3 separate regions of the Homo sapiens genome follow, and regions 1 and 2 are each linked to region 3. The links are chromatin loops, found by intact Hi-C in ENCODE. Cell type or tissue: heart right ventricle. All regions are shown on one strand. Links, peaks and the distances in the headings refer to the core of each region. The heading gives the core; the rest is flanking DNA.

Region 1 (7,378 bases), core at 1,430-6,429, 430 kb after region 3:
TCAACTGAATTGATGTTAAAAATTTGAGTTTTGGTCCTGACTAGAGTAGAGTAATGTACTTTATTTATAATCTTACATAAATTATGCAAACCTTCTGAGTCTCAATTTTCTCCATTTGTAAGATTAGCAATGATAATACTTTGGGGTTACTACAAGGATCACAGTCATGCCACACCACCTCACTGCCAACACATACCCAGGTGACAATATCTTTGATACTATTACTCAAATGTACTCCAGGGTCATTCAAAACTACTCAGCCACAGCCTTGGGTACAGTCATATTTTGGGAGATGCAGGATTTGCATAGAAGAGCTGCTGTTGCACCAAAAATATTGGGCACAGGAACTGACCAAGCCTCACCCTCATCCTAACGACACTGGATGTTTTCAGTTTTCCAAGTGGAAAATTCCAAGCCCTCAGAAGTACATGGGACATATCTCATCTTATTTACATGCCAAGAAGGTTGTTAGTTTAGTTTAGCTTTTGTTTTGTTTAACAAAAAGTAATGCAGACAAATCAAAGCAAAATATGCCATCCGTTTCCTTTGATAATGGCAACAGCAGCCCTTATTTTTGTTGTGGCAAGGAAAACCATTAAAAATCCATTTTCAATTAAAATAAGTTCATATAAACTACAAGAAAAAATGGTGTTTAAGAGTTCATAAAATGCACTCTGTCCTCAGGCTCATCGTTTGCTCCAAGTCAGGGTTTCAAAATGAGTCACAAACCCTGCCAGGAGACAGAATGTGAGCACAGCCAGCCCTTGATGGGGGCCTCCTGGCGTGCAGGGACTATTTTGTCTTCTAGTTTTCCAGGGGAATGAAAGAATAAAGAAAGCTTTGCAATTTTTAAACAAAGAGACCCTTCTGTATGTTAATAAGATTTCGATTGCCAGGAAACAGACAATGGGTTTTCTTTCAAGGGCAGAACTCTTCTGTGTGGGATCACATGTTCTCACTTCACAGTTTCTTCCTCGGCACAAGTAGCCCCTCACTCAGTGCAAATGCACGGGGAATTTGGGTACTCAAAGCTCAAAAGCAATTTACCTTCCTCAAAGCAGACAGTTTCTATCGCTAGCACTGTCCTTCCTTTCCCTTCTTTGGAAAAATTTCCATTTGATAAGAAAGAGCTGTGATGAAAGGAAGTTTTACATTTCTGATTTTGCTTGGAGCAAATATCTCAAGGACTATCTAGGTTTATCCTTTGGCTCTCAGTAGTTAGATCCACTTAAGAGTTCTGGATCTAGTACTATTAGAGGCAGTAATGTTGAAACCCACAACACAAATCAATTACCCTTAATCCATAGTCACATGAGTTAACAAAAATGCTACTTCACTGTTGGCAGGATCGTTTTATTAATCCAGGTTTAGTATTGACTACCTACTGCTGATTGGAAGTTCTAGCGTATTCTGTGTGTCTTTAATTTTAGCAATGGGAAAATAAAGTATTACTTTAAAAATATGCATTTATTAAGAAGAGAAGGGCTTTGTGGAGAGAAATAGGGAAATAGGTCCTTGATGGTGAGATCCTGGAAACTGCTGGTCTCCATGGCATTCATACATTTGCTCATACTGTCAACAAGTGTTTATTGAGTACCCATCATGTGGCATTTGTTGGGGTGGATACAGGGATGAATCAGATATGGTCCCTGACTTGACTATGGGACTAGTTCCAGAATTACTTGAAATCCTACAGACAGAAATTGCTGAATTGCTCTGAATAGCCTTGCATGGAAACATAGGAAAAGGAGATGTCCATAAAGCCTCCTTTGGCTTCATGAACTAGCTGTTTGTCTCTTTATTGGCACACATTCCAATTCTAAAGGAAATGTTCCGTGGACTCTCACAAATTCATGAGGCTAAATAAAAACTACTCCCCAAGGACTCATAAGTAAGTGAGTATTTATCGACTTTTAATGGACTCCCTCCAATCGATTCAGGAAGATCAAGAGCTTTGGAATCAGACAGAGTCATATTTGAGTTATAATAACATGTGGCCTTTGGAAGGTTATTTAACTTCCCCAATTCTCATCTTCCTCGTTGTATAATGACAATAATAATGGTACTACTTCATAGTGTTTTTGTAACAATAAAATGAAACAATACATTATAGATAGGTGGTATGGCATAGAGGATAAGAGTGAAGACTTTGGAGCAGAGTGTCTGAATTCAAATCCTGGGTAAGTCACTTATGTAAGAGAATAATAAAAGTGAATAGTAAATTAAATGAAATAAAGCATATAAAATTTCGTAAAATACCCAAGAGATAAGAACTCAATGCAGGTTAATTGTTACTCCATTATTAGTGTTAATGCTTCAAGTGCTTAGAACATAGACAGTAAATACATGTAGTTACTTTCATTTTTTCTAGTTCTGAGTGACTTCAAGGCAGGTGACTGAACTCTATTCATTCAGGTATGTAGTGAATGCTTGTGATGAGCCTCCCAGAGCTTCCCTTCCAGATGGAGAGTGCTCATTCTTCTAGCTTCTGAAAGTGTTGTTGGCTGTCAATTCCCAACTAAGTTTCTGTCTGAGAATTGCCCTCGGCAAAAGAAAGCCACCTCACTCAATGCCACACATGCTCTTTGGAATAACTTGCATGCAATGATTGATGTCTGGGGAGGGGTGGGAGGAGAAATCTGAAGATCCCCCACAGCTCCTGCAGTCTTGGCTGAGGCCTTTGTTCTGACTGCATCACAGTCCAATTTCTTCCTCTACATAGTTCTGTTTCCTGTACTCTCCCATAGGTGTTGATCCCAAGAGAATTCGAGAGTAAACCTTCTGCACACAAATCTTGGTGTCTTAGAGTCTGCTTTCTGGGAAACCCAACCTACAAGTGTAATCTAGATGGCAGGAAATTCTGCGATCATAAAATTTGTCCTTTAGCCAGAGTAAGAATTACGAGTGGCCTCTGACAAACTTAATAAGGGAGAAAAATTACAACTACATTTTCATTTCCAAAATGCCACCAGGGTAGGTTTTCAGCTGCTTTAAGTGTGTTTTGTGGTGGTCAACCAAAAGAAATTGCATTTATGCTTAGGCAGTGTACCGTACATACCCACGTGGGTACCTCTACTTCCTCTGGCAAAGGTGAAAGGCCACCAGAACTAAATGACTTATTGTCAGTGACCACAGAGTCTTAACCTCAGCCAGGATTTCTCTCTGGATACCATGAAGCTATGAATAATATATAAAAGGCTCAGAAAATCTAAAGCTACCTCTCAGAAAACATTTGTCATGGGCACTTAATGGGAGACTTTTCCAGTCCAAACTGCCCAGCAGAAGCTGGAGGATATTGATTACATCATCAGGACTTTTTGTGTACAGTACTCTGTTCAGCTTCATGTCCCCAGTGCATCCTTTCCAAGATAAGAGTGATTATAGCATCCAAATTTGAGTTTGATTTTGTTTTTTAAAAGCCAAATTCAGAAATTTCACTTTCTTTAGAGAAAATGCTAACAGGCAGAAGGAATGAATATAAGTGGAATTTAATTTGACCATAACATCCCAGGTGCTAATATGTCAATGTGTCTTTGGACACTTGCAATCATGCATAATTATCAGAGGTGATTTCTTTGTTTTTTTCCCCTTTAATCAGTGACAACTGCAGGTGCAAAGGATAGAGAAATATGTCATCTGTTCTGTAAGAAAATAATATTCATTAAGTTGTTAATTCTATAATTTCCTCCTGACAGTGACCTTATGAAGTCAGAATCTTTTAACAGTACCATCAGGGAGAGAAATTTTAAGTCAATTAGTCTGAGTTAGAAGAGTATTTCCCATGATGTCATCTCTTCATTATATCTTTGGGAAATCATATTACCTGACACTTTTCTAAATTGTTTGACCATGTTAACATTTTTAAGCAAATTCCTAGGAACTTAATAATGTACAATAAATATTGTCAAGCCATAGAGGTGCCACATATGTGTCTTAATTTGTAATACATTCTCCCTCTTCCTTGTATATTTCCTCCTTGCCATGTTTAGAAAAGTCTCAGAGAATATCGGGTCTGAAAATGTCTTTAAGACATTATAAAGTAGTCATATTCTCTACAAAAAATGTTTCCTGAATTAAATTCCATGGAACAATGCTTCATGAGAGATTAAAGATGTGCCTAAAACAAAAGGTTTTCTTGGCCACATAAGTGTAGGGAATGTTGAAGCCTCTTTGATGTTCACAATACACATAATAGCATATGGAGACCATTATCATATTAAGAACATTGAAATGTCCTGAAGTTAAGGATTTATTTCCCTTTTTTTAAGTTGGGAAACAAATTTATTTGACCTGAGAATAGCCCTGCTACTACCGCCCCTACTAACATGCGTGCATGCATGTGCACACACACACAAATCACCAATGACATCTAGTGGACTTGGTGTTCTACAGAACACTGTTGAAAATATTGCAGTTTCTTTTCAAGGGGCTCAACTTGAGCATCCTTTTCCAGGGGCTCAACTCTAACATATGTTTTAGGGGCTTGGAATTCTCATAGCCTCCCTCCTACTATTACAAGTTTCTTTCTGACCACCCACTAGATCTACTTAGGTTAATGTAAAACAAGTCTATTCCTCTTCAACGTGATATTCCTTTAAATATTTGAAAATAATTGATATTCACATAACCACACCATCTGTATCTTCCCTTATTCTTCTTAAATACCCCCATTTACTTTCCTTAGATTTTTCAGCTTGGAGCCCTCTTATTGTCTTTGTCACTCTTTTCTGTGTGCTCCACTTTGTCTATACTTCCTCTAAAAGGGGTAACCGGAAAATAATGCAATGTTCTCACTTGGGTGTGAAGTGTAACAGAGTATTTCCGCCCTCATTCTGGTTCTTTTATTATGGCCAAAGATTATTTTGGCTATTTTTTCGTTAATGTTTCCCAGTAATTTCATGATCATCTTTTTCCTGGAATTCCTTCATGGCTTCTTCTGCAGTGAGTGGCAGGTATTAGGCAGTATTAGAGGAAGGGGTAGGGAGGAAGCTGCTCTATCTCTGGAAGAGTCAACAGTAGTTTGCTAGCATATATATTCTTCTCCCTCTTTAGCTCAGAGAATCTCCTCTCTGCTTCCAAAGAAGATATAAAGCATGCAGGAGCTGAGATCCCACCAGAACTGCAAGAAAAGTCCTCAAGAGTGATCCAAGGGTAGATAGTGGTCAGAAACTAAGGAATGGGAGCAGAGGAGAAACACGAAAATTTGGATATTCTAGGAGGTAGCTCCAGCTGGTAGTATCAATGGTGCTGCCAGGGGATAATAGCCATCTGAGTAAGTCTCTTCTGGCTGGCTTTAGAGTGAATATGTCAATGGATACAGAGAAATCATACTATTTTTTTTTTTCAAAAATTGGAATCACTGACGTATGTGAATAGTTGGTCATGTAAATTATCTGCCTGACTGACTGAGTCTGTACTTATCAAATACAGAAGCAGGGTTTCCAGGGTGACAAAATGACAGTAGTGTTGCCCTTCCTCAGGGCTTGTGCTCACTTTAGCTTTAAGTAAGTCATTGATTCACTAGCTATTGATTCTAATAGACATCATAGAATATGTCATATGGAAGAGAAGCATTATTAACAACTTGGTATGGTTGTATTCTAGGGAAGCATTTGAAAATGTCATCCTAAAAGAACCCTTGCTATACTTTTTATCTTAAATCTTCCTTCATATTAATCTATAATGCTATAAAAATGACCTTAAAAAGATGAATTAAAATGCTTCCTCATAATAGATCATATCCAGTGCTGGGTTATTTCAAGGGAGATTTGCAGGGATAGGTCTTTAAAAGTTACTTACAGGATTTATTCTAGATGGAACAAAAGGAAAGACACTCGCCATAGAGAGGGCCAGAGGAGCCTTCAGTCAGAAACATGGCGAGGTGTTGAAAATTCAGATAAATGGCTCTCTGTTTGTGTATGTGTTTCTGGAATCTCAGTTAACCTCTAAAGTTATATAGATTCACACCTACAATTGCATTAACTGCATGCCTTTGTATAGATGCTGCTCTCCTGGGTCCTTCTCTCAGCAGTGCCTCTTTTAGATAATCAGGAGCAGTTTTATTCAGGGAATGAGGTAACCAGCATTCACCAGTCTCTTTTTATCAGAGCATTTTTCTACACTGAATTTTGCAACTCACTGCACGTAGTGTCCCTAAAAACAGGTAACATGATACTGTGAAATGACTAATTAAATAGCTAATGTACTGAAATATCAAAATTATCCTAGAGGCAACAAAATATATTAGTTTCATCAATTAACTAAAAGTTGTAAAAATAAATGGAATGCCATGCGTTCTCAGTTTCTCTGCCCTAGACCAGAAGAACCATTTGAAAAATCCCATTATTCTTCACCACTCCACACTGGAAATTTTTCTTTCCACAGCTGGGGTTCAAATTTGGAAGACACCCAGCAAGGGGAGTTGGTGGTGAGCTAGACAATGACACTAGAGATGGCCATGGTCTCTGATGACTGCGTGCATCCGTTGCTCATCACCTTTACCAACACTGACCCCAGGGACAGGCCAAGGCAAGGAAAGAGTCTTCTCCAAAGCAGTTAAAGTCTCTCAGGCAGAACTGTTTAGAGGGATAGTGCTATTTTCAAGTGAAAGAATGAATAAATACTTTCTAACTTAAAGTTGCAGTCGGCAGGAAAGAACCTAAAGAATTTTGTTGCTAATTTTATTGGGAACTCATGTCCCACTGGAAGTCATTAAGTGGAAGTTATTTGAAAATATTTTTAATTGTGTGACCTTTTAGCTACTAATAATAGAATGTATTTTATAATAGGTCTTACTCCTGGCATTGAGTTACATTTTAGGAGATGAAAAAGTTTTGGTATTAAAAAAGTACAAATATTTGTTAATATCCCACCAAAGTAAGGTATTCTAAATAAATGTAAAAAATGTTGCTGACAAAATACTTACCAGTTTTGAAAGTTGCTCTATTTCTAATGACAAAAGTTTATAATGTTGATTTATTTTCTTAGCTACATTAAACCAGTATATCTAGTGGAATTCAGTGAAAAACCAAATAATACCATATATAGTTGACTGAAGAATTACAAATACTTGAGTCTAAACTGGGCTGTATCACTAATGGAGTATGTATGGAAGAGAGCACCATCAATATCGCATGTCTACACTGCCATGCTAATGTCCAGAGTGGACAGCTTCCTAGCTGACTCTGCGAAGTCATTCTTGAAACCAAGACTGTGACTCCACCTAAATCACGTCTACAAATCGCTGATCCTTTCTGTGCAACATGCAGCATGAAAATACATCATTCTACCTCATGATTACTAGGAAGCTTAGATATAATCACGACTATGAATACTCATGCAAATTTCAAAGTGCCATGCAAATTTCAAAGTGCCCTAC
Region 2 (7,378 bases), core at 1,598-6,597, 440 kb after region 3:
AAGTTTTTATGTTTACTTGAAAACTAGTTGTTTTGCTTCAAAAATCTCTTTTACATAAACAGAAAAAAAATCAATCCAAAGGCAAAGAAATCATCCATATATTTGGTGAATATATTGAAAATGAATTACTAGTAGGCAAAAGGAAAATTGTTTGCTTATATGCAAAGTAAGTGACTTATTTTGGCTAAAATAAATGGTCTATTCAGTTCTGAAGTCAGTCAAAATTTCTAACCCCAACAGGTGGTTTCACAGGTACTACTACTAAAATCACAAACTTAGTTTGTGTCTACATCTTGAACTTTGGATTGAAATAATTTAAAATCATAACAGTGTCTAGACTGAGAACGTTTGTAGTTACAATGAAAATCCAATATACTTAAACCTGAAGAAAACAGAGAATATCTTCAGCTAGAGGAGAATTCTGACATTTTTTCTGATCTTAATGAAAACGTGGTTTAATGTCAAGTCACAGTCATATTAAAACATTTTTTTCCTAAAGCCCAAGCATTATGTTTGCTATACACAAGGCCAACATTTTCATGAATTGTGTTATTTACTTGCTTAAGCACAATTGGATGATTTGTTTGTCTGATAAGAAAATTCTTCACACCTCAGGCTTCCATTTCAACTTCAAATAAGTAACAACTGTATTGCTTTTTTTTCTTACGTTCTTGTATTTGCTCTAACTTTTAAATGGCATCTATGATTCTCCATTAACCATAAAACATTATCTTGAACTGAAAAAGTAATCTTTCTAAATTGATGTTCTGAATTAATGGGCATGTTTTAAAGGAACGATTTCAGATGGACTTCTAAAACATGAATAATACATTGGTCATAAAGAGCAGGCATTAAGCTAGCATTTAGAATCACTCCATGAACACAGAATAGAAGAAGACAAAAGATAGTTTGTCCAATATTTTGTTGACATATTTGGCCAGAAGATTAAGTGCCAAGTCATCCATCCAGAAATGCGACTTATTTTTAGAAAGAGTAGACTCAATAATTAAGGTTTCAGATTTATTCAGCTCTTATTCAAATAAAAGGTAGAACTTTTCACATTTTTCAGTTATTTTCCACAGCAAAATGAAAATCTGAAATCCAAATGATCAACTCGTCAATTAAAGAAATATTTGAATCTAGAATGAGAAATCCATTTTCATTTGTCACTTAAGGAAAGTTATTTTTGTTATAAGTTTTATATTCATAACAGTTCCCATTATTTTGCTCTTATAATTTTAATTCATTTGTTTGCCTAGAAATTGTTTTAGATAAGAAATATAAAAATGCGGCTGATATCTATGACTGACATCAGTTAACAGAAGATCATTTATGGACAAGAAATTATATGAATTACTAAAAATTACAATATTAAGTTCCTGTTGGAAAATTTTTATTTCAAACCTACAACCATTTAGAAAAAAATATCCTAATTCAGAGCAAGCCATGTATCAAAAAATCTAAATTCTCTTTTACTTCATATAATTAAAAATTATATTTATGTTTCATTAAACTAATATAAAGAATCATTCATTCAATATATATGTATTGCCCACCTACTCTGGGCACTAAGCACTGAGGAGTTAATGGTGAATAAAATCAAATCATTCCCTTCCTTCATACAACTCATAATCTAGAGGTAGGTGGGTGTGTGCAGATGTTAGCAAGTAATCACAAAAATAAAAGCATAATTACAAACTGGTTCTATAAACAAAATGATTCTATTACAGCATATAATAGGGAGACTTGGACACAGTCAAAATAGTCAGGATATTGATTTGAGTATTTTCTTTCCAAAAGTCCAAATAGTAATTGATGAAGCAAGGCAACATTAGATTTGTGTCCAAATAATATGATCTCTGCAGACTTGGGCTTTCCTTGAGATTTTTCCAAATGATGTCTTTGGCTAAATCTAACCAGACAAGACAAAATAACTTGAGAGCAAAAATGGAATTCAGAGATCTAGTCTAACCCTCTTATTGGATAGATGTGGAAACAAATCATGAGAGAGGGTGAGTGGCTTGCCCCTGCTTGTTTTCACTCAGTGGCAAAGATGAAATTGGAACCCATTATGCTAAAATCCTGTCCAGAGGTTATCCTTCTTCATATTATTCTGGGTCTGGTTTATCTAACGTTATCTACTCTGATGCACTAAGGCAATAACTGGAATAGCAATATGATGATAAGAAAGCCTAGAGAATGAGAATATTCATAAGATAACATTGTTTTCTGAACACAGCCTGTCATTCAGCTCAGGCTAGTAGTGAATAGAAAAAAATAGCTTATGCAAACAGTCAAATATCTTGGTAAGTGTCCAATTATTTACCATGTTTCATCCTTTACTCCAAATTTATACATACATATGTGTACACACACACACACACACACACACACACACACACACATTCAGGTCACTAAAGCCTCTAACTTTACAGATCCCAACTTTAACTCATTTAACTCATGGTTAACTCCATATTTAATTTTTGCTACATACTTATTTGCCTTTATCCAAATGAATATTTATTAGAGCAGTTTCTTTTCTTTTTTTCTTTTTTCTTTTCTTTTTTTTATTTTTTCTTTTTGAGACGGAGTCTCACTCTGTCGCCTGGGCTGGAGTGCAGTGGCACTATCTTGGCTCACTGCAATCTCCACCTACTGGGTTCAAGTGATTCTCCTGCCTCAGCCTCCCAAGTAGCTGGGACTACAGGCACCCACCACCACGCCTGGCTAATTTTTTGTATTTTTAGCAGAGAGGAGGTTTCACCATGTTGGCGTGGCTGGTCTCGAACTCCTGACCTCAGGTGATCCGCCCGCCTCGGCCTCCCGAAGTGCTGGGATTACAGGCGTGAGCCACCATGCCCAGCCTAGAGCAGTTTCTAGTTTACAGAAAACTTACCCAGAAAGTACAGAGAGTGCTCATATACAACCCTTACTCACCAACACCTAGCTAGTTTCTCCTATTATTAACATCTTGCATTAGTGGAGTATATTTGTTAGAATTGATAAACTAGTTGTAATATAGTATTATTAACTGAAGTTTAGAGTTTACATTAGGGTTCACTCTGTGTTGCACAGTTCTATGGGTTTTGACAAATGCATGATGTCCTCTATCTACCATTACAGTACCACAGTTTCACTGCACTAGAAATGCTCTGTGCTGTCTACCTGTTCACCCACCCTCCCCTAAACCAAAACCTTACAACTGATCTTTCGCCTTTACTGTCTCTATAATTTTGAATGTGTATGTTGTGGTAAAATATATATTAATATATTTATTAATTTAACATATAAAATTTACCATTTTAAATATTTGTAAGTGTAAAGTTCAGAGGGATTAGGTACATTCACATTGTTGTATTATACAACCATCACCACTCTCCAACTATCTCTATAAACTTGCCTTTTACAGAATGTCATATGGTTGAACTTACATGCTATGCCGTCTTTTCAGAATGTCTTTTTCACTTATCAATGTGCATTTAAGCTTCCTTCCTGCCCTCTTGTGGCTCATTTATTTTTATCACGGAATAATGTTCCATTGTATAGATTTAACAGTTTGTTTATCCATTCAACTACCGAAGTACATCTTGTTTGCTTCATCTTCGTTCCTTCTAAGTTTTGGCAATTGTGAATAAAGCTGTTATCAACATCCACGTGCAGGTTTTTGTATGGATATAAGTTTGCAATTCATTTTGGTAAGTACCTAAGGTTGCTATTACTGGATCATATGGTAAGACTAAGTTTAGCTTTGTAAAAAACTGCAAAACTGACTTCCAAAATAGCTGTTCCATTTTGCATTCCCAACAGGAATGAATAAGAGTTTCTGTTGCTCCATATTTGGTGGGACATTTGGTATTGTCAGTGTTTTGGATTTTAGCCATTCAAAGTCGTGGTATCTTGTTTTAATAAATTGATATTTTAGGATTTTCCAAATTAAAATGTCAAAGAGATGCCTCAGCACAGTAAAGTTAGAAAAAATTAGAAAAAAATTCTTTACCTATTAAAATGATTTCTGGTTCACTAATGGCAAGGCTTGTCACTTAGTAGATTTGGTTTACTCTGGACATTTATTAGATCAGATTCATAGATCTTTAGCAATCTCTCACTCCAAGGAAAGTAATTTATCTCTCCTCTGAAATCTCACAGCACCTCAACACCTTATAGACACCATTCTACATTGTAACAGTGTATTGCTCTGCCAATCTTTCTCACTTAATTTTGGAGTCAAAAAGGCAGGGAGCTTGGTGTAGCTGTGTCTGTGCAAGCACAACATCTGTAGATACTAGTTACCAACCTATAGTTGTTTTTTATTATGGCAGCTATTAAAGGAAGACATGGAAGATGAATGTGAACTCACCCTGGTCTTCAGTTTTACTATTTTCTCTCTAACACCTTTGTCCTGAGTTATAATTGTCTCAGTCTTTCCCTACTCTTAACACCAGATCAACTGGAGGCGCTATTATTCAAAGAATCACCAAAGAGGTGCAGGAAAGACTGAGAGAGGAAAAACATATATAATCCAAAACCAGGTAACTGGGCAATAAAAAATAAAATTTAGCTGGGCTTCTTACTCTTTCTCTTTTATTCTATACCTCTCTTGTTAGCAGCTGAATCAGTCTCTGTCATAGGCATTACACTCTTTGGGATGGTGAGCAATTGTTCTCCAAAACACTAAGTAAAAATAGTTCAGTGGAGATTTTTTAGAGATGTTCTCTGGCAGCTCCAGTGGATATTTGGAGAAACAAATACTTTTTCCAAGTTATTAGTTAACATATCATGGAATTCCTTATTGTAAAATGCTTCTCACACTTTGAGGTAGGTTAATAGTATTAGCCCCGTTTACTAAATGAGTTAGAGGAGTAGCTGCTCTGGATGCTATTTTCAAAACAAGGACATCATTGCTTGTGTGACATTATGATCTAATAGACGTTCTAAATGGACCCTAATGTACCATTATCTTAAAATATAGATGAGTTAGTAATTGCGCAAAGGTAGGAGGATGAAAAGAAGTAATCATGGTACAGCTGAGAATTCTTGTCAGAAAGTCATTTTTGTTGTTGTTGTTGTCTTTGTATCTAATGTCAGATGTCATGAGAGTAGGATTTTGAATCAGTGAGGGAAACCAGAAAAAAACATTCCTGGTAATATTTTCCAATGTCAATAGGTAGCACTCTAGCTTAACTAGTTAATTAACAAGACAAGGAAGCTTGTGCAAATATAATAATAAAGGTCTTCCAACTTTGAAAATAGATGTTTTTCCTACAGAAATCCCATCACCATCATATAAGATGACCACTTACAAATACAGAAAATTACTGAGTTTTTTTGTTTGTTTGTTTGTTTGTTTGTTTGTTTTAGATTGCAAGACCATCGGGCCAGGTGTGATATTGAATATGTTTGGTGCTTGGCAGCCTCCGTAATGCAGACTTATTAAGTACAGAGGCACTGGGGAAGAGCAAGACCTGCAGCTGATACCATGACTGCTTGGCAAAGGAGAAGGAAGACTTTTAAACCTCCTGGGAATGAAAATAAGCCATTTCCTTCAGAAAAAGCATGGAAATACAGGACTGAGCTCTGGAAAATTTGCCAAAAGAAGTGAAAAATAGTAGGGTCTAAAAAGGTCAAATAATAACCACACATCCATGTACTTGCTCTGGTTTTCCAGTAGTTGGATCTAAAACCTGCGATTCAAAATTTCTGGATGATTTTAATGTGATTTACTCATCTTTTCTATGATTTATTGACAATATCCATCTACAGATACTGACAGTGCAAAGGATTAGAAAGAGTCCACATATCCATGTGTTACAAGTTCTGCACATGCAATGTGAAGACCCCTAGCTCTATCTAGTAGTTGTTTAAATGGTCAGAAAATTATTCTTAGGTTGGGTCTTTTGTTTCCAAAGCAAGATTTATTTCTTAAAAGGATGGCTGCACTTATTAGAGGTTGTTAGGATGCTAAGCATGGCTTTAGGATCAAAGAAGCTATCAGAAGTTCAAAATTTTATGTCAGGATAAAAAGTTTCATCATGATCATCAAACAGCTCCTATGGAGGACTGCTACTTTCAGAAGAATAACTTCTTTCAAATTTGGAGATGGTTAAATGCTCCTATTGGGAAAAGGGATGGAGTTCTTTAAACTTTTCCTTGTATTAAATTCTGCCACAAGTTGTGTTAAAAGGACATTATCACTGAGAAATCAACATTCCTTTAAACTGAAGCAACTAGAGCACATCCCACTTCATGCAGGATGTGGAGTTGAAGATGAAGAACTGACAAAAGCATTCCACACTTTCCCCTCATGAAATGGTCCAAGAGTTTAAAGCAGAGGTTCTTGTACTTTGGAGGTTTAAATAACACTTCAAAATCCTAGAATTTTTTGCTCCGCACTTGAGGAGATTTAAAGACTCACAAATGCACTAAGCAAGCCAGTGATCATTACAACACAATTGCATGCATCACAGGTCTTTAAATTATCCTGTAGTTACAGAGCACTAGCCCCTTACTTGTCCTTTAGCACTGTGGATACTCTGCTTACTTCCCTAACTGCTGTACCCATAAATTCCCAAAGGAAAGTTCTGGAATGTCCTAGTAAACATGCAGGATTGGATTTTTTTTTTTTTTGGTAGTGCTTTGCAACATTTTGTTGCAGAAAATTGTAGCCAGCTATTCACTGTGGTGCCCTACTTGCTCAGCTGGGCTAATATCTGTGGATGACTCCGCAATGGGTGAAGTTGATAAAGACCTCTCTCACACCTCCTGTGCCAGAAATTTTCACTGTCTCCTGCATCACAAGAGACCATAATATGCACACAGCTCCCTCTCTCACGTTTTTAAGCCCAGTTTAGGCTCTCCTCCCACTTCTATTCTTTCATAGCTCAGTTGTTTCATTTTTTAAATTCCGTCCTCTGTTTTCTCATTGAAAACGAATGAGGCATATTTGATTTAAGCTAAATCTACAGCATAGAGGTCCTCAGAGTTCTATTTGCTACAGTTCCCACTACCTGACCCCATGTCTACTATACTCTTCATCTTCTCTCTGATTCTTTTTCTTTACTTGCCCTGTTTCTCCATTCTTTTTCCTTTTTCTCCATCTGAAGCTCTAAGAGTAAGGGAAACAATCTTAGGATATTAGGTTCTATTCCCATAGGAAGAGTATACTATGAATTTTCATGGAATTCTTTCTTCTTAGAGTATAGATGCATTCCATTGAAAGACTCCTTCAAGGTATGGAATAATTGGGTAATTAGGTACAGATTACATCATTCTTACATCATGCTTAAAAAAATACAATAGGGTATTCTGAGCATATAACGTGAATCAGCATAATCAGGTGCAATTCTTTCCCAAGACAAGGTCAAGAAAAATTTCCCGAGTG
Region 3 (7,378 bases), core at 1,046-6,045:
CCAGACCATCCTTTTGGTCCTGGTGACCATGAAGCATTTTAGTAAGATTGCTGTTACTTTTAGTGCTATGTGTATCCCTACAGTATCCCATGATTCATTCAAATAAACAAATGAACAAACAAGCAAACAAACAAAGGACAAAGAATATATTAGGACGCTTATTCTTTTTTTTTTTTTTTTTTGAGGTGGAGTCTCACTTTGTCACTCAGGCTGGAGTGTAGTGGTGTGATCTTGTCTCACTTCAACCTCCACCTCCTGGGTTTAAGCGATTCTCCTGCGTCAGCCTCCCAAGTCACTGGGACTAAAAGTGTGCACCACCACGTCTGGCTAATTTTTTTTTTGTATTTTTAGTGGAAATGGGGTTTCATCATGTCAGCTAGGCTAGTCTCAAACTCCTGACCTCAAGTGATTCTCCTGCTTTGGCCTCCCAAAGTGCTGGGTTTACAGGCATGAGCCACCACATCCAGCCAGGATGCTTATTGTTTTGTACTTTGAATTATAAAATAATAAAAGCTAACAAAATAAAATTAAGTAATTATATTTTTAAAAAATCAGAAATACATTCATTAATGTATTAAAACTATAAAACTAGTGGAAAGTAAAATTCTTAGTCCCACCTTTTTCTATTCATTCTGTTTCCATCTCTTCACCTAGTTTCCTTCCCACATTAATCTTCAGATAAGAATTTTTATTAGTTTCTTTGTGTATCCTATGAGAGTTTTTTCATGCAAATGCAAACAAATAGAATATATATTCTTATTCTCCTCCCTTCTTTTAACCCAAAATGCTATACTGTTCTGCACCTTTTTTTTTCACCTCTAGAGTATATTTTGTAGATCTTTCCATATCAGTGCATAGAGTGTTTCTTCCATTTATTTAGCTGAATAATATTCCATTTAATGTGTGTACATACTGTCGTTGGGTGCAGTGGCTCACGCCTATAATCCTAGCACGTTGTCAGGCCAAGACAGGTGGATTGCCTGAGCTCAGGAGAGCAAGACCAGCCTGGGTGACATGGTGAAACCCTGTCTCTCCTAAAAATACAAAAAAAATTAGCCAGGCATGGTGGCGCATGCCTGTAGTCCCAATTACTTGGGAGGCTGAGGCACAAGAATAGCTTGAACCCAGGATGTGGAAGTTACAGTGAGCCAAGATGGCGCCACTATACTCCAACCTTGGCAACAAAGCAAGTCTCACAAAAAAAACAAAAAAAGTGTGTATATGCTATACATTATTTAACCAATCCATCATTGATGACTATTCGGATTGTTTCACTGTTTTTTTTTGTTTGTTTGTTTGTTTTTGAGACGGAGTCTCACTTTGTTGCCCGGGCTAGAGTGCAGTGGTGCAATCTCAGCTCACTGCAACCTCCACCTCCCAGGTTCAAGCGATTCTACTGCCTCAGCCTCTCAAGTAGCTGGGACTATGGTGCATACCACCATGCCCGACTAATATTTGTATTTTTAGTAGAGACAGGGTTTCACTATGTTGGTCAGGCTGGTCTCGAACTCCTGACCTCAGGTGATCCACCCACCTTGGCCTCCCAAAGTGGTGGGATTACCGCTGTGAGCCACTGCGCCCGGCCCAATTTTTTGTTTGTTTGTTTGTTTGTTTGAGCCATGTTCTTACTTTGTTGCCCAGGCTGGAATGCAGTGGCACGATCATGGCTTACTGATGCCTCAATCTCTTGGGCTCATGTGACCCTCCCACCTCAGCCTCCTGAGTAGCTGGGACCAGAGGCATGCACCACCATGCATGGATAATTTTTAAAATTTTCTTGTAGATATGGGGTCTTGCCATGTTGCTCAGGGTGGTCTTGAATTCCTGGCCTCAAGCAATCCTGCTGCCTTGGCCTCCCAAAGTGCTGGGATTATAGGAGCAAGCCACTGTGCCCAGCTGGATTGTTTATGATAATTTGCATACTAGTTCATATTTATTGGAGTAAGCTCACTATATTCTGGGCATGATGCTATAATTGTTGTATTTGGATTATCTCATTTAATATAATACCCCTAGGGGTCAGATAATATGATTTCCACCTTTCAGATATGAAAACAGAAAGTCAGAGAGATGAACAAACCTGCCCAAGATTTGAACCCAGATTATCTGTTTTCAGAGCACATATTTGTATAAATGAAACACAAATTAGAGGCCCACAGCACTTTGGAAGGCCAAGGCAAGAGGTTCACTTGAACTCAGCAGTGTGAGGCCAACCTGGGCAACATGATGAAACCTTAGCTCTACAAAACATATAAAAATTAGCTGAACATGGTGGCATGTGCCTGTGGTCCCTGCTACTCAAGGGACGGCTAAGGTGGGAGGATCACCTGAGCTCAGGAGGTTGAGGCTGCAGTGAGCTGTGGTCACACCACTGCACTCCAGCCTGGGTGACAGAGCAAGACCCTGTCTCAAAAAAATAAAAAAATAAAAAAAACAAAACAAAAGAAATACAAATTAGTACTCATTTTGGTTTTAGAAAAATTTTCCTCCTAAGAAGTTTCTAGTTAGGTATTTGTGAATATTCTTCCCTGGTTACTAAGATTTTTTTTCACAAACATTTTAAGAGGTTGCACAATTCAGGATTTTACTTCTTTTTTTTTTTTTTTTTGAGACAGAGTCCCTCCCTGTCACCCAGGCTGGAGTGCAGTGGCACGATTTCGGCTCACTGCAGCCTCTGCCTCCAGGGTTCAAGCAGCTGTCCGACCTCAGCCTCCTGAGTAGCTGGGATTACAGGCATGTGCTACAGGTGTGCTACCACACCTAGCTAATTTTTGTATTTTTAGTAGAGATGGGGTTTTGCCATGTTGGCCAGGATGGTCTCGAACTCCTGACCTTGTGATCCACCCGCCTAGGATTTTACTTTTTTTAACCACATTGTTTATTCTTTCTTGGCCTGTGGAATATTTAACGATGAATCTGATATTAAAACATATCTGTTTAAAGATTGTTTAAAGAATTATAGCTTAAAATTAAGGGGTGGCCTGACATTTTCTGAGTGATTGATTTTTATTTTAGGTCTATTGCATGCTGAGCTCTTGGTATGAAAACAAAAACAACTTTCCGTTTAGGCACCACAAGTTTGAAGTGTAGATCAAATAAATGACCTTGTCCTTTTTTACCCTTCCTCCACAGGACTTTACATAAGGCAGTTACAGAACCACTGAAATCTTTGTATTTTATGTCTTCCTTCTCAGAGCTGTTTGACTTAATTCAAATTTAAACCAAATGAAATGTATCTTGTACTTGCAGGCTACTGCTACAATGTGCATTGCAATAACTGAAAAACCCAGATGCCATTCAGAAACCCAAACAAATCTGGGCCTTCTCCTAAATTTAGCAAATGCCTGTCGCTATTAAAAACCATAACGACAAAACTTCTTATCTCCTCGTGATTGTAATTTGATTCTTGCCATTTGCAGCCATCGGGGTCACCAGGGCAAAAGCTTGTCCAGTGTGGAAAAGTACAACGGCACCTGTCCAGAAGTCTGTCCAGAAGGGAAGTGTGAAACCTTGTATTTCCTAATCTATTTAAACCTTAAACAACTTTCCTATGAAGAACCGGATGCCAACAGAGAGTATTAATCTAGTGGCCTCACTTTAAATTAATGCACAGATCACAGCATTTAATGCAGTGCTTCCAGCAGAGATGGGCAGCATCTTATTATGTGTAATGATAAAGCATTTAATAATCATCATTTTACTGAAATCTTCCTTTGAATAAGGCATTGCTTGGCAGCCATTTTTCATTCTCAAACTGTTCACAGTGTGACACTTTAAATGGAAAAAGCAACACCACCTGGAGTACTTATTAGCTTAACAAGCACTTGCCTGGGAGCCTAGGAAGATTCACTGTGTTTCACTCCCTCCTGAGTGGTTTAACTCCAGAGCTTAATGGTATTCTTTGACTCTAGGGCCTGGAGCAGTCTGCCACTAGGGGATGCTCTTGCTTCTTCACTCCAACTCCTGGCCGGTTCAATTCTGACCTTATCAGCCTCAATACAAGAGAGGAGGAAAAAGGAGGCTTTTACTCTTCCCCAGTGAGTTTGTTCCTCTGAAACCCCCAGAGTCAGCTAAATCTGTTGGAACAATTCAGAGCAAAATGAAATGACTAGTAAATGAAATAGCTTCGTTAAAATGTTTTCAAATATCTCCCTGTGGTGAACCAGAATTGCTTCCTGATATCATCGGTGGAGTAATAGTTTCATTAGGGTTTGGGGATGTTAACAGTGTTTGAAGAGCTGCCAAGGGAGGTGAGGGCAAATGGGGAAGAGCTGGTGTCACAGGAGATGAGGAGAGGGCTGTGCCCTTATTGACCCTTCCCCAGTCTGGCAGAAATCTGCTTTATCCTTCTACTGATTTAGCTTTGGCTCAGACACCATTTATTTGCCAAAGCATGCCCATATACCAGTTTTGGGGTTTGTTAGAAATAAAAGTCCAGGGGGTCACATGAACTTGAGAAATTCTGGGTTGAAAAAGTTAAAAAAGTTTTACTTGTTACAGAACTTTCAGAACATTTAATTTACAATGCACTGTGCTTTGCAAATCCAAGCTGGGCATTTGCTGGGAGTAATTGTTGACTGGGTTCTTCATCTTGAAATTCTCCTGAATTGGCTTGATGTTGCACTGTTTTGGTTTTTCTTCTTTTTCTGTAACCTCTCCTTTTTGGGACTTTTTTTCTTCTTACTCCTGAACAGGGGCATTTCTTGTGGTTTTATGGTTCATTATGTTCAGTCTCTAGAAGATTCACTGAAGTCCATGATTTTAGTTAGATACCTCCATGCTAGCAGCTCCACCCATGTCCCCCTCCAAGAGACATAGGTGAAGCCTGTCTCTTCCCAAAGAGACCTCCATTATATGTTGGATGCTTTCCCCAAAGTAAAAATGTCCCCTCTCCAAAACCATCTCTTCCTTTTTGACTTCTAATTTTCTTCCTCCTTTAAATTTTTCTTAAATTCTTTCAATTCTCTGAGTCAATCAGACTTGAAACCATATTTAATCACTAAACCCTGTGAATTCTTCTGCCTTTTTTGTCTTTCCTTTTTTTTTTTTTTTTTTCCTGGGACAACGTCTTGCTCTGTTGCTCAGGCTGGAATGCAGTGGTGCCATCTTGGCTCACTGCGACCTCTGCCTCCCAGGTTCAAGTGATTCTCCTACCTCAGCCTCCCAAGTAGCTGGAATTACAGTTGTCCACCATGTTGTCCAGGGGTTGTCACCATGTTGGCCAGGCTGGTCTTGAAATCCTGACCTCTCCAGTGATTCACCTGCCTCGGCCTCCCAAAGTGCTGGGATTACAGGTGTGAGCCATCGTGCCCAGCCCCTTCTTTTTTTGTTGTTTCTGTTTTTGTTTTTGTTTTTGAAACAAGGCATTGCTCTGTCACCCAGGCTGGAGTGCAGTGACCTGCTCATAACTCACTGCAGCCTCAACCTTCTGGGCCACCTCAGCTTTCTGAGTAGTTGAGACTACAGGCATGTGCCATCATGCCCAGCTAATTTTTGTGTTTTTTGTAGAGACAGCTGTGTCAATCCCTTTTTAAATGAGGCCTTGATCCCCTTGTCTAAACTACTGAAATAAATTCCAAGTCACGCTTCCTGCTTCCTTTCCTTACCTATTCTATGTAGGCTGCACACAGCTACTGTTTCAATCAATCTAAAACACTGCTTTGATTCTTTCTTAAAAACTTCCAGTGGGTGAATTCTCAGTGACTCATTGTGTGAATAAAGTCCATACAACTTATGCTAGCAGTAAAACTTCCCACAGTGTTGCTCCCACCTGCATTTAAAGCCTTTGTGCTAATGGTTCCTCCATTAAAATTGCAGACAGAAGAAATGCTCTTGTGATGTTACAGATATGAAGGTAGGAGTGTGCAAGGCAATTGGGGAAAGGAAGTTTCTGTAACCCTTTCAGAATTGAATGATCTATGGGATACCTGAGCTGAACAATTCAAGTTCTAAATTACTATAAATATATCCAAATCATCCTCTAGATTAAGGATATTCTGTAAATGGGCTAATACGGTCCTTTATAGCATGTAAAGAACAAAAATAAGGAAGGATATAGCTTAAGGCTTCTACCTGTCAAAGCTGATAGCCTATCATATTACACATTTTAGAAAATATTGATCAAATTCAGGATGAAAAAATTAATACATGCATGTATATATAAATAAAAAGCTACTGTAGCAGATGCTGTTGGTACCCTACCCATATTCCTTCATCGCTCGCCTCTAAATGACAAAGGTAAACACCTGCAAATATTGCAAATGCTACAATTCCCTGCTTGAAAACCTTTACTTATGGCTGCAGGCGTGTGCTTAGCTTGCCCCCAGGGCAAGCTGGTAGTGCCAGAGAGCCAATGGGTTCAGAAGCTACCTTCATCATCAGCGATGGGTTTCCTTACCCCTTAATTGGACTAACTCTTTTTTTTTTTTTTTTTTTGGGGGACAGGCTCTCGCTCTGTCACCCAGGCTGCTCTTCAGCAGTGCAGTCTCTTCAGTGGTGCAATCTCACTTCACTGCTGCCTCTGCCTCCTGGGTTCCGGTGATTCTCGTGCCTCAGCCTCCTGAGTAGTTGGGATTACAGGCATGAACCACCATAACTGGCTTTTTTTTTTTTTTGTATTTTTAGTAGAGATGGGGCTTCACCATCATGGCTAGGCTGGTCTTGAACTCCTGACCTCAAGTGATCCACCCACCTCAGCCTCCCAAAGTGCTGGGATCACAGGTGTGAACCACCACACCTGGCTGGACTAACTCTTAATTGCAGAGTTCGTGTGCAATGTCTTTCAGAGTTCCTCATTAGAACTGAACTCAAATTGCCCACTGGAGTCTCTTGCTTGATAAAACACCCTTTATTGACTTTCTTTTCTCCCCAATCTCACTTTCCCACTTCCAGTGGTGCTTTCTAAGATTATCTCTTAAAACAAAAACAAAAACAAACTACTTGCAATTGAATTCTTGTTTCTGAATCTACTTCTGGGGGAACCCAAACTAAGAGAGCCGCTGAAATGGAATTGTATATTGAGAATTTAAGATGAGTCTATGGCATCTGGAATTTATGCAGTTGGAGCTGAATAAAAAATATTTCTTTCAGGAGTCAGGATCTTTGTCTCTGTGACAAAATTTCTTCCACACAAATCACTAAAGCTTTGAACAAAAGATGCGGAAGCTTTGTCTCTGGAAACCACCATTAATTTATGAGGGGAGGATAGGGGTTGTCTTTATTATTCCAGTGCTTTGGATATAGGAAGAAAAAGTCATTAAAGCTAGAAAATCTTCACTAATGGAATGTTTACTTATAAAATTATTCTTAACTCAAATTTTCTTTCCCGCTTAACATTTATTCTACCTCACTCATAATGCACTAGCAGCTAGTGTTAGAA

The links. Peaks named below come from ENCODE experiments on the same cell type or tissue, not always from the same donor. Only the 100,000 strongest peaks of a DNase experiment are listed, where the experiment ranks them.
Region 1: a loop joins it to region 3, with 6 times the contacts of the local background. A loop is called at or near these places in 24 of 110 quality-filtered maps.
Region 2: it touches region 3 in a loop (6-fold over the local background); 24 of 110 quality-filtered maps call a loop at or near these places.

The regions. Positions count from the first base shown.
Region 1 is chr5:41,334,118-41,341,495 of GRCh38, forward strand. The region is part of intron 2 of PLCXD3 (phosphatidylinositol specific phospholipase C X domain containing 3); the gene reads right to left. Among named protein-coding and RNA genes, the nearest start is that of C6, 120 kb to the left of the region's middle. RefSeq lists a silencer at 657-706. In heart right ventricle, for the core only: a CTCF peak has its summit at 4,375 (motif pointing left); no DNase peak of the experiment used is centred there; H3K27ac peaks cover 106 bases.
Region 2 is chr5:41,343,316-41,350,693 of GRCh38, forward strand. All of the region lies in intron 2 of PLCXD3 (phosphatidylinositol specific phospholipase C X domain containing 3), which reads right to left. Among named protein-coding and RNA genes, the nearest start is that of C6, 130 kb to the left of the region's middle. In heart right ventricle, for the core only: no CTCF peak of the experiment used is centred there; no DNase peak of the experiment used is centred there.
Region 3 is chr5:40,900,968-40,908,345 of GRCh38, forward strand. No RefSeq gene overlaps it. Among named protein-coding and RNA genes, the nearest start is that of C7, 4.8 kb to the right of the region's middle. In heart right ventricle, for the core only: CTCF peaks have their summits at 3,932 (motif pointing right) and 4,135; a DNase peak (open chromatin) is centred at 3,934; H3K27ac peaks cover 2,357 bases.